Regions from separate parts of the Homo sapiens genome. Here region 2 is linked to region 1. A link is a loop called in an ENCODE intact Hi-C map of the cell type or tissue named here. Cell type or tissue: heart left ventricle. All regions are shown on one strand. Links, peaks and the distances in the headings refer to the core of each region. The heading gives the core; the rest is flanking DNA. Region 1 overlaps MYO18B (myosin XVIIIB). Region 2 has its middle 16 kb from the start of CRYBB2.

Region 1 (5,373 bases), core at 134-5,133:
TTAGAATGCTCCCTAGGCAGTGGCTGGATGGGATGGCTGATACCTGTGATCTTCCTGCAGGTGCCCAAGGGCCGCCGGGATGGCCTGCCTGCCCACATTGGCTCCATGGCACAGCGGGCATACTGGGCGCTGCTGAACCAGCGGAGAGACCAGAGCATTGTGGCCCTGGGCTGGAGTGGCGCTGGGAAGACCACCTGCTGTGAGCAGGTCCTGGAACACCTGGTGGGGATGGCAGGCAGTGTGGATGGCAGGGTCTCAGGTATGGTGGTCTCTAGGTGACATGGAGAGTTGGGGTCAGCACGGGGAGAGTTGGAAGGGGATGCTGAGCTGCTTTCTTATATTCATTCAGCTAGCATTCACTGAGCACCAGATATGTGCAGACCCCATGCTTGCTACTGGGCAGGGCTATCCCTAGGTCATTGGGATGCATTTGTTGAAATTAGAATAAGGTACTCCTTCCTCAAGACATTGACGGCCGTTTGCAGAACAATCATCATACATGGACATTGTTAGAACCGGATACTTGACTGCCATCTGCTGGGAAATCGTCCTAATAGACGTACACAAATCTAGGAGAGTGTGATGTGAATGATGCACCCCTGGGATGTGGTGTCTTTGGGCAGTGCACAACTTGCGGAACTGAACAGAGGACTCGAAGAGTGAAGCTTCAAGGGCAGAGTCTACACTCATGAGAAGCTAATAGCCAGAGAGGAAATTGAACTGTACCTACGTTCAAAACTTGAATGTTCTTCAAAAAGTGCTGGCAGGGCAGGCTAGGGAAGAAACTCAGGGAGCGCAGAGGAGGGCTGCAGGAGGGCTTTTTTTAGGATGTGATATTTGATCTGGGCCTTAAAAAAGAGTACCAATTAATAATAACAACTACAATATTAATAACCATCAGAGTAAATGCTTGCTGAAGCCTAATGTACCAGGCCCTATTCTAAGGATACTAACTTTATTATTATTATTATTATTGAGACGGGGTCTCACTCTCTCACCCAGGCTGGAGTGCAGTGGTGTGATCCCAGCTTACTGCAGCCTTGACCTCCAAGGCTTAAGTGATCCTCCCACCTCAGCCTCCTGAGTAGCTGGGACTACAGGTACACGCCACCACCCTTGGCTATTTTATTTTTATTTTTTGTATTTTTTTGTAGAGATGGGGCTTCACCATGTTGTCCAGGCTGGTTTAGAACTCCTGGGCTCAAGTGATCCACCCACCTTGGCCTTCAAAAGTGCTGGGATTATAGGTGTGAGTCACTGTGCCCAACCTGAACTTTTTTTTTTTTAATCTAAAACAGCCCTATAAGGTAGGTATTATTATTTTATATTTTATAGATTGAAGGCATTGAGATTCAGAGACGTTAACTAGCTTGCCTGATGTCACACAGCAAATACTCCTAGCGCTGAGATTCAAACCCAGGCCTACTGGCTGTAGAACTCTAACCATTGTGGCAGTGTTCTCAGCTTTTTTTCATTATTGCACACTCTGAAAAGCCTTTTAAGACATTTATTCCCCTTAATCATTTCCCCTATGATGAAATGTTAATACCACAGATAAGCTATATATTCCTTTATGTGTATTTGTGCTTTATACATAAAAAGAGTAAAATTTTTTTTACCACCACTTCTAAGAATCAGTTTTTGCTCTTCTCAGGGGCAATATCCTCCCCACTGAGAATATATGATGCAGGGAATATTGTGTTTCTAATAATAATAACTATAATAACAGTTCCACTTTTGGAATATTTTCTAAGCATGTGACATTATTAAATCTTTTGGTCCTCATGACAGCCACATGAGGACTAGATTTAATTAGTTAATTATTAATGAATTAACTAGTTAATTAATTTGCCCCAAATCAGGTAACCAGGAAAGGGCAGATCCTCAATCTCTTTTAACTGCTGGGCTATACTGCTTCTCCACTGGGGTTATTCCAGTGTTTTGCTGAACACCTACTCTACATCTGGCTCATGCTAAAAGCTAGAGATACAGTGGGAAGAGGCACAGTCTCTCACAATGTAGTTGTGCTGTGAATCGCATGTGTCTGAGGGTGGAAGTCAGGTCAGGCTGTATCGAGGTGCTTAGCACAGTGCTTGTTGCATTGTAGGTATGCAATGAATAGTAGTGGGGAGATTATAGGATTTTGCAAGCCTGCCTCTAAGCTGTGAGTGCAGGCCCTAGAATGTTATCCTCACCTCTTCCTAGGCTCCATTAGGTCTGGGAAGCCCTAGGGCAGCCTCTGTTACCCAGATTGTGCCTAGCCCTGGCCCTTCTAGATTGAGTCTTGTTTCCCCTACACTAGAGCTGGTAGTACAGGTTCAGCCCAGCAATCGGTGCTCAGTGAAATGTATGTGGTTTATAGTTGGGTTGGGCAGGGAGTGGGTGGCAGGAAGCTCACAGGAAGCCCACCGGGGGCTGAGGCCAGGATGGGGACTGGCCCAAGCAGGGGCCGTGGAAAAGGTGGACCTGTGTGAGGTGGCAGTGGCAGCACCTGGGCCATCAGTGACATGTGGCCCCATGCTGCCCCCAACAGTGGAGAAGATCCGAGCCACCTTCACTGTCCTCCGGGCCTTCGGCTCTGTGTCCATGGCCCACAGCCGCAGTGCCACCCGGTTCTCCATGGTGATGTCGCTGGACTTCAACGCTACAGGCCGCATCACAGCTGCTCAGCTCCAGGTGAGGCCTCTCGGGGGATGTGCAAGGGGGCCCTTGGGGCTGCTGTGTCTCTAACCCCGGGACTCAGCAGAGCCCACGCCTCCAGCTGGGACTCTAGGATGTGTCTGAAATGGTCATGGCGGTGGCTCAGGCCTGTAATCCCAGCACTTTGGGAGGCTGAGGTGGGTGGATCACCTGAGGTCTGGGGTTTGAGACCAGCCTGACCAACATGGTAAAACCCCGTCTCTACTAAGATGCAAAAATTAGCCAAGTGTGGTGGCAGGTGCCTGTAATCTCAGCTACTCGGGAGGCTGAGGCAGGAGAATCCCTTGAACCCAGGAGGCGGAGGTTGTAGTGAGCCGAGATTGTGCCACTGCACTCCAGCCTGGGCAGCAAGAGCGAAACTCCATCTCAAAAAAAAAAAAAAAAAAAAAAAAAAAAAAAAAAAAGAAAGAAAGAAAATAGTAATAATAATAATAAAATAATGAAATGGTCATGGATCCCCTAGCTGGGGCCAGTTGCTCCCCACCTCGCTAGGTGCCCTGGAACGTCCCCTTCTGGAGCAAGCCAGCCCGTCTGTGCTTCAGACTTTCAGGCGGATGAAATATTCATGAGCAAATAGAGAATTCAGGCTGTCATTAGCCGGGTCTTAAAAGCGCAAGTTGAAATTAAACAGACGCTTGCCAGCCTTCTGCAGCAGTCCGCGTGTGACGAACACATGGCCTGTTTGTTCCTATCTCCAAAATCACCCATACTCCTCCCCGTCTCCCTCAAACATCCTGTTTGAACAGAAAATAGGATTAGGTTATTAGAAGGGTTGTTTGTAACATGGAGCTGGTATAATATCCAGACTCAAGGAAAACCCCTTCATGCCAAATAAGTCCCTTTTCTGTCCTGGCCCTGAAATCCTACCCTTAATCACTATTTGGGTTAAGGTATTAAAGGCTTCTATTAAAAAGGGAATATGTTGGAAGGTGGCCTCATTTGATTGTTATTACCTTTGATACCTTAATTGAAATGAATCTATTGCATTAGTTAATTTCCTAGGTGGACTCTGAATTAGTGAGACAAAGGATTGAGAAGTTCTGACGTGGAGGTTGCCAGCAAAATTAATTTGGACCTGAGATGTTGTCTCGAAGAGTGGATCAGAGGCTGGGCGTGGTGGCTCACGCCTGTAATCCCAGCACTTTGGGAGGCTGAGACGGGTGGATCATGAGGTCAGGAGATTGACACTATCCTGGCTAATGCGGTGAAACCCCGTCTCTACTAAAAAAACAAAAAAATTAGCCGGGCGTGGTGGTGGGCGCCTGTGGTCCCAGCTACTCGGGAGGCTGAGGCAGGAGAATAGCGTGAAGCTGGGAGGCGGAGCTTGCAGTGAGCCGAGATCACGCCACCGCACTCCAGCCTGGGCAACAGAGCGAGACTCCGTCTCAAAAAAAAAAAAAAAAGAGTGGATCAGAGTGGGGCACCCCAATGGGGCTTCTGGGTAGCTGCACTTCAGGCATGTGCAGATGTACCCAAAGCACTGACTGGGTGCCCCTCTTCTCTCCCTGCAGACAATGCTTTTGGAGAAGAGCCGCGTGGCACGGCAGCCGGAAGGGGAAAGTAACTTCCTGGTTTTCTCCCAGATGCTGGCTGGATTGGACTTGGATCTCAGGTGAGCACTTGGGGCAGGAAGAGACAGCTGAGGGCAGTGCGACAAAGGGCACATGTTCTTTGGGGGCCCAGCCTTAGCTTCTGCCCAGCACTGAGAGGCCGTGGGACCCAGGGATTAGGAACATGGCGTCCGATTCCAGCTGTCTGGGTACACGCAGCTCATGGGCTGGGTGACTTTGGTCACATGTCATCCACCCTGAGCCGCGGTTTCTTCCTTTGTAATGTGGAAACAACACCTTGCATAGACCTTATAGGATTAAGAGAGATAATTTACATTCAGCTCTTTATAGGTCACATGTCATCCACCCTGAGCCTCGGTTTCTTCCTTTGTAATGTGGAAACAACACCTTGCATAGACCTTATAGGATTAAGAGAGATAATTTACATTCAGCTCTTTATAAATGCTGGGAGTCAAGGCTGTCTGCTGTGATAGTGGCATGTCAGTACTGGCCCTGGCAGCGGTATGGGAAGAGGGAGAGGGACAGCAGACCCCCATGTCTTCCAGAAGTTTCTAAACTTTTGTGGGAGCTTTGGGTGTATGGTAGGGTATGCCTACATGAGGTTCCTCAGGATGGACCTGGAGCTGAGTGGAGCAGTGAGCTGGGTAGTCAGGCAAGCCTCATCTTGGAGGGCCTCCTGGAGGAGGTGGCCTAAAAAGCCATCTCTGCCCTTCCCCAAATCTACAGGGCATCCTTAGGCATGTGGCTCATGTGGCTTCCTCTCCCAGAGCCTTGGTTTCCTCCTCTGTTGGATGGATGGGCATGGTCCTAGTGAAGTGTCGGGGAGAGGAAAAAGTGGGTTTTCCCACATGAGGGGTGATAATTTGTGGTTACTGTGCTCTAACCTCACCATTGTTTGTTCCCCAACCTTCCCTCCCCATCTGAAGGACAGCCTCAACCTGTCTGGAGTGTCCTGGCTAAGGCTGGAGGGACAGCTGTAACCTGCAGAGAGAAGGCAGAGTAGAGAGGGAACTCCCAGTTTTTAGAGTGATTGTAACTGAGCAGCAGGGAAACTTCTAGAAGATCTTGAGAATCTGTAGAAGAACTTGGAGTGGGGTGGTAT
Region 2 (5,373 bases), core at 291-5,290, 540 kb before region 1:
GGGATTACAGGCATGCACCACCATGCCTGGCTAATTTTTGTATTTTTAGTAGAGACGCAGTTTCACCACGTTGGCCAGGCTGGTCTTGAACCCCTGAAATTGTGATCCGCCTGCTTCAGCCTCCCAAAGTGCTGGGATTACAGGCATGAGCCACTGCCCCTGGCCAACCTTGAAGAAATTCTTTCTAATCCCTGGTTACAAAGAAATTCTCCAATATATTTTCTTCCCCTAAACTTTTAAAACTTTTGCTCTTCACATTTGCGTTCTTAATCCCTCTGGAGCTGATTCTTGTATGTAGTGTATGGTAGAGATTCAGTTTCTTTTTCTTTTTTTTCCACTTTGGACGTCCAGTGTCCTAAAATCATTCATGAAGGGGTCCATTTCCTGCACTGTGGTGCAGTGTCACCTTGCTGATCTATCCCCTTCCCCACAGGTGGGGTGATTTTATAGGCCCTCCACCCCCGGGCCTCCGGTGGCCTGGAATGGGGGCTGCACAGCAGGAGGTGGGGATTACAGCCTGAGCTCCGCCTCCCGTCAGACCAGCGGCAGCATTAGATTCTCATAGGGGTGCAAACCCTATTGTGAACTGCACATGGAAAGGATCTAGGTTGCATGCTCCAATGAGAATCTAATGTGTCCCCTGCCCACAGCCCATGAAAAACTGTCTTCCACAAAATCGATCCCTGGTGCCAAAACATTTGGGGACCACTGCCCTATAATATGATTCTTCAGGAATGTTTTAGGTATTCTTGACCTTTCAGGACTCCACTTAGAAGCATCCCCTCACATTTGGAAAAGTGGAAAACCTTGTTGAATGAGCTAAAGTGATTAAAATGATTATCATAAAGGTAGAAACCAATAAGTGCTCCATATACACCATGGAATACTATGCAGCCATAAAAAAGAATGAGTACATGTCCTTTGCAGGGACATGGATGCAGCTGGAAACCATCATTCTCAGCAAACTAACACAGAAGCAGAAAACCAAACACCACATGTTCTCACTCATAAGTAGGAGTTGAACAATGAGAACACATGGACATAGGGAGGGGAACATCACACACAGAGGCCTGTCATGGGGTGGGGGACAAGGGGAGAGAGAGCATTAGGACAAATACCAAATGCATGCAGGGCTTAAAACCTAGATGACGAGTTGATGAGTGCAGCAAACCACCATGGCACATGTATACCTGTGTAACAAACCTGCACGCTCTGCACATGTATCCCAGAACTTAAAATATTAAAAAAAAAAAAAGGCAGGGCAAGGTGGCTCATGCCTGTAACCCCAGCACTTTGAGAGGCGGAGGTGGGCAGATCATGAGGTCAGGAGATCGAGGCCATCCTGGCTAACACGGTGAAACCTCATCTCTACTAAAAATACAAAAAATTAGCCGGGTGTGGTGGCGGGCACCTGTAATCCCAGCTACTCGGGCGGCCGAGGCAGAAGAATTGCTTGAACCCAGGAGGCAGAGGTTGCAGTGAGTCGAGATCGAGCCGCTGCACTCCAGCCTGGGCGACAGAGTGAGACTCCATCTCAAAAATAAATGAATAAATACATAAATAAATAATGTTAAAAAAAACCAGTAAGTGCTCAATAAATGTTACTATCATCTATTTCTTCATTCATTCTTCAATCAATACCCATTGAGTGCCTATTTGGATACTTGGCTTAGTACCTGAGTGATGAAATAATCTACAGCAAACCCCCATGGCACTAGTTTATAACAAACCTGCACATGTATCCCCGAACCTAAAATAAAAGTTAAAAAACAGAATCTGCACAAGTCTAAGCTACTTCCTTGAGGAAAAGACTCGAGCTGAGATCTCAAGGAGGAGTAGAAGTTGCAAGGGTAAAGAGGCCAAAGAAGAGTGTCCTGATGACAGTGGCACGTGCAAAGGCCCTGTGGTGGGAGGAGCCTGGTAGCTCTGAGAAACTCCACAAAGGCACGGTGGTGGCTGGAATGCAGAGATGGGGGGGGGGGTGGCACATGGAAAACCCTGTTAAAGTGGTTAAAATGATTATCATAAAGGTGGAAATTAGTAAGTGCTAAATAAATGTTACTCTCATCCATTTCTTCATTGATTCTTCAATCAATATCTATTGAGTGCCTATTTCACTCCTGGAACTGGGCAGAGTAGGGATACAAAGTAAAACAGATTCCCTGCCCCTAGAAGCTCTCACTCTGGGGGGATTGTAATAGTTGGAGAGTAGAGCAATGGTGATTATTATGGGTTGAATGAGAACCCCCCAAATTCATATGCTGAAATCCTAATCCTCAATACCTTAGAGAATGTGACCTTATTTGGAAACTGGGTCATTGCAAGTGCAGTTTTTTTTATGCGATAGGGTCTCACTCCGTTGTCCAGGCTGGAGTGTGGTGGCACAATCATATCTCACTGCAGCCTCCAACTCCTGGGCTTTCAAGTGATCCTGTTGCCTCAACCTCTGGAGAAGCTGAGACCGCAGGCGTGTGTGACCACACCTGCTAACTTTTTTATTTTTTATTTTATGTAGAGATTTGGGGGGTGGGGGGGTGTCTTACTGTGTTGCCCAGGCTGGTCTCGAACTCTTGGCCTCAAGCAATCCTCCCGTCTCCACCTCCCAAAGTGCTGTGACTGCAGGTGTGAGCTACCATGCCCGGCCAAATGTAATTAGTTATTTTAAGAGTAGATCACACTGGAGTAGTGTGGGCCCCTAATGGAATGTGACTGGTGTCTATGAAAATGGGAAACTTGGAGACAGCCACGCACACAGGGAGAATGTCATGTGAAGATGATGGGGTGATGTTTCTGCAAGGCAAAGAGTGCCGCAGATTGCCGGCCACCCACCAGAGGCTAGGAGAGAAACACGGAGAAGATTATCACTCGCAGCCCCCAGAGGGACCCGACCCTGCCAAAGCCTTGACCTCGGATTTCCAGCCTTCCTGGTGACTTTCCTAGAGAGTGCCCTGTCCGTCCTCGCTGGCCCTTTCTTCCCGTCCTCAAGGCGACACTTCCCCTGCAGCCACCAGGTGTCAGCAAAACGTCATCCTCGGGGCTCCTGGCCGGGCGGCCCGAGCTGCGCAGGCCCTGATTGGAGGCAAGCGCCGTCAGTCACAGGCGGGCAGCCCACGCTGGGCGGGGCCTCCGCGCCTCGCCTCCCTCAGTAGGGAAACTGAGGCTCAGAGGGCCTGGAGCTCAGACAGTCTTGCCCCTGGGCCGCTGACAGTGCCTGGGCAGGCCTCTAGAATCCCGTGTCTTTCTGCAGCCTTGCTTTCCAAAACTTGTTGGGAGGGGGAGAAAAAAAAATCAAATCCACCAACCATTCTTTGCCTTAGGAAGGTTATTCCAAGATTCCGAAGCGCTTTCTCACTCACGATGTCACTGGAAGCCGCGGAGCAAAGCCCGCCACTCAGGTAGGTGACAGAGCAACCGCTCCGTGCTTCAGTTTCCTCTAAAATGGGAGCAATAATAGTGCCGCTCAGAGGATTGCAGTGAAGAGTCCAGGACATGACGCTTGTGAAGTTTAGGGCAGAGCCAGGCACACAGCAAGGCCCTGGGTAAAGGAGCGCAGTGTGAGAAGTGCTCAGAGGTGGCTGTGGGGGTCGGGGTGGGAGCAGGGAAGGCTCCCGGGAGGAGGAGGCTTGGGTTTTGTAAGAGGAGTAGGAGTTTGCCAGATGGCCTGGATGGAAACCCCTTCCACATGTTCATTCACCAACTCATTCATTCCTGTCACAAAATTACAACAAATTTAGTTTAAAGGCCTTAATTGACTTTTGTTTGTTTGTTTCTTTTTGTTTTTGTTTTTGAGATGGAATCTCGCTCAGTCACCCAGGCTGGAGTGCGGTGGCACGATCTCAGCTCACTGCAACCTCCACCTCCCGGGTTTAAGCAATTCTCCTGTCTCAGCCTTCGGAGTAGCTGGGACTACAGGTACATGCCACCACCCCCGGCTATTTTTATTTTTGTATTTTTAGTAGAAAGGGGGTTTCACCATATTGGTCAGGCTGGTTTTGAACTCCTGACCTCAGATGATCCACCCGACTCGGCCTCCCAAAGTGCTGGGATTACAGGCGTGAGCCACCGCGCCCAGCCCTTAAATGACTTCTATTTGCCATTCTAGAATTGGGCAACACCTCATTCTGTAAAGTAGAATGTGTGTCCAGATGAGTTGAACAGAAGAGATTTCTTTACAGATGGCAATGGGCAGAAGGAAGAAGACACAGAGAACAATAAAGCAGAATGGTCCTTTCAAAGTTACTTTCGTTGTAAAGGTTAAATCCTAGGGAACTTCGTTCTCCTATCGGCTGAAACTGGAAGGCAGGGCAAACACCTTGGTTTGGGCTTGCTGGTGTGGCACGTAAGCACGAGCAACTCCATTTTGGTTTGGTCTGTGGGGCCTAGGGCAGGAGCTCAGTCCAAACCAATGGCTCCTATAAACTTCTTGAGCACTCCCATCTTCCTCCTGCCGCCCTTCCTCTGCTTCCCTCTTCTTCTTTGCCCTTTCCCTGCTCTTCCTCCTGGTCCTATGGTTTCTCCTGCTCTGCAGCCCCACTTTTCTCCAACCTCCACCTTCTCTCCTTCCTCTCCTCCTCACTGTCATGTCCCCAGGGTCAGCTCAATCCCAGATGCAGCCACTCAGCCAGGCCCCAACCTCATCCCCTAGCCTGATGTGGTGGAGGGACGGGCAGCTGGAGCAGGTGGGCTTATGAAGGTGGACAGACGCTGTCTCTAAGCAGCCTGCGGAGGGCCCTCCTGACCATCTGTATGAGCCTTGGGTTTCAGGGCAACTAGTTCTTGGTGTTGGAGAGCCGGACTCAGCAGCCAGACTAGTCCCTGGGAAGTGGGCTGGAGTCTGGCAGAAACAGGTAGGAAGCCACAGGGCAGCCCTAAGAGAGGCAGTGAAAACAGCCCCAAGTCAGGCAGTGGAGCCAGAGGCCCCTGGAGTCAGGCAGGACTGGAGTCAAGTCCCAGATCTCCTACTCATTGACCCTGTGACGGCAGGCAAATGACCTTACCTCTCTGAGACTCTCTTTCCTCATCTGACCAAGGGCCATACGGGGGTTTTTATTCCATTGGTAATTCTCAGACACCTGGTCACCGAGCTGACACGAAGTAGTTGCTCAATAAATGACAGCCTAGTTGCCTTTTCGCTCTTCATTCATTCATTGAATAGTGATTGGGGAATCTCTTCCACGCTGCCACTGCTCCATGTACCAGAGACACAAAGCAAAGGAGCCTGCCTGTCAAGCCTACCTTGTCACCTGTTGCCAGGGAGTCCTGCTCCCTCCTAGGGCAGCCCCTGGTTAGTGGAGCTGAGAGAACCCAAGATGCTGAGCCGTGGGGTGTGCATGAGAACTGGGAGGGAGGTTTTATGAAAATCAGGTCCAGGCG

Evidence for each region. Peaks named below come from ENCODE experiments on the same cell type or tissue, not always from the same donor. Only the 100,000 strongest peaks of a DNase experiment are listed, where the experiment ranks them.
Region 2: a loop joins it to region 1, with 4 times the contacts of the local background. A loop is called at or near these places in 19 of 110 quality-filtered maps.

The regions. Positions count from the first base shown.
Region 1 is chr22:25,777,523-25,782,895 of GRCh38, forward strand. It overlaps MYO18B (myosin XVIIIB), which reads left to right. Exons shown (of 44, transcript NM_032608.7): 8 at 61-259; 9 at 2,534-2,676; 10 at 4,212-4,312. Among named protein-coding and RNA genes, the nearest start is that of MYO18B, 38 kb to the left of the region's middle. RefSeq lists enhancers at 1-97, 98-598. In heart left ventricle, for the core only: a CTCF peak has its summit at 550 (motif pointing left); DNase peaks (open chromatin) are centred at 140 and 2,629.
Region 2 is chr22:25,232,996-25,238,368 of GRCh38, forward strand. No RefSeq gene overlaps it. Among named protein-coding and RNA genes, the nearest start is that of CRYBB2, 16 kb to the left of the region's middle. In heart left ventricle, for the core only: a CTCF peak has its summit at 3,022 (motif pointing right); a DNase peak (open chromatin) is centred at 3,056; H3K27me3 peaks cover 2,251 bases.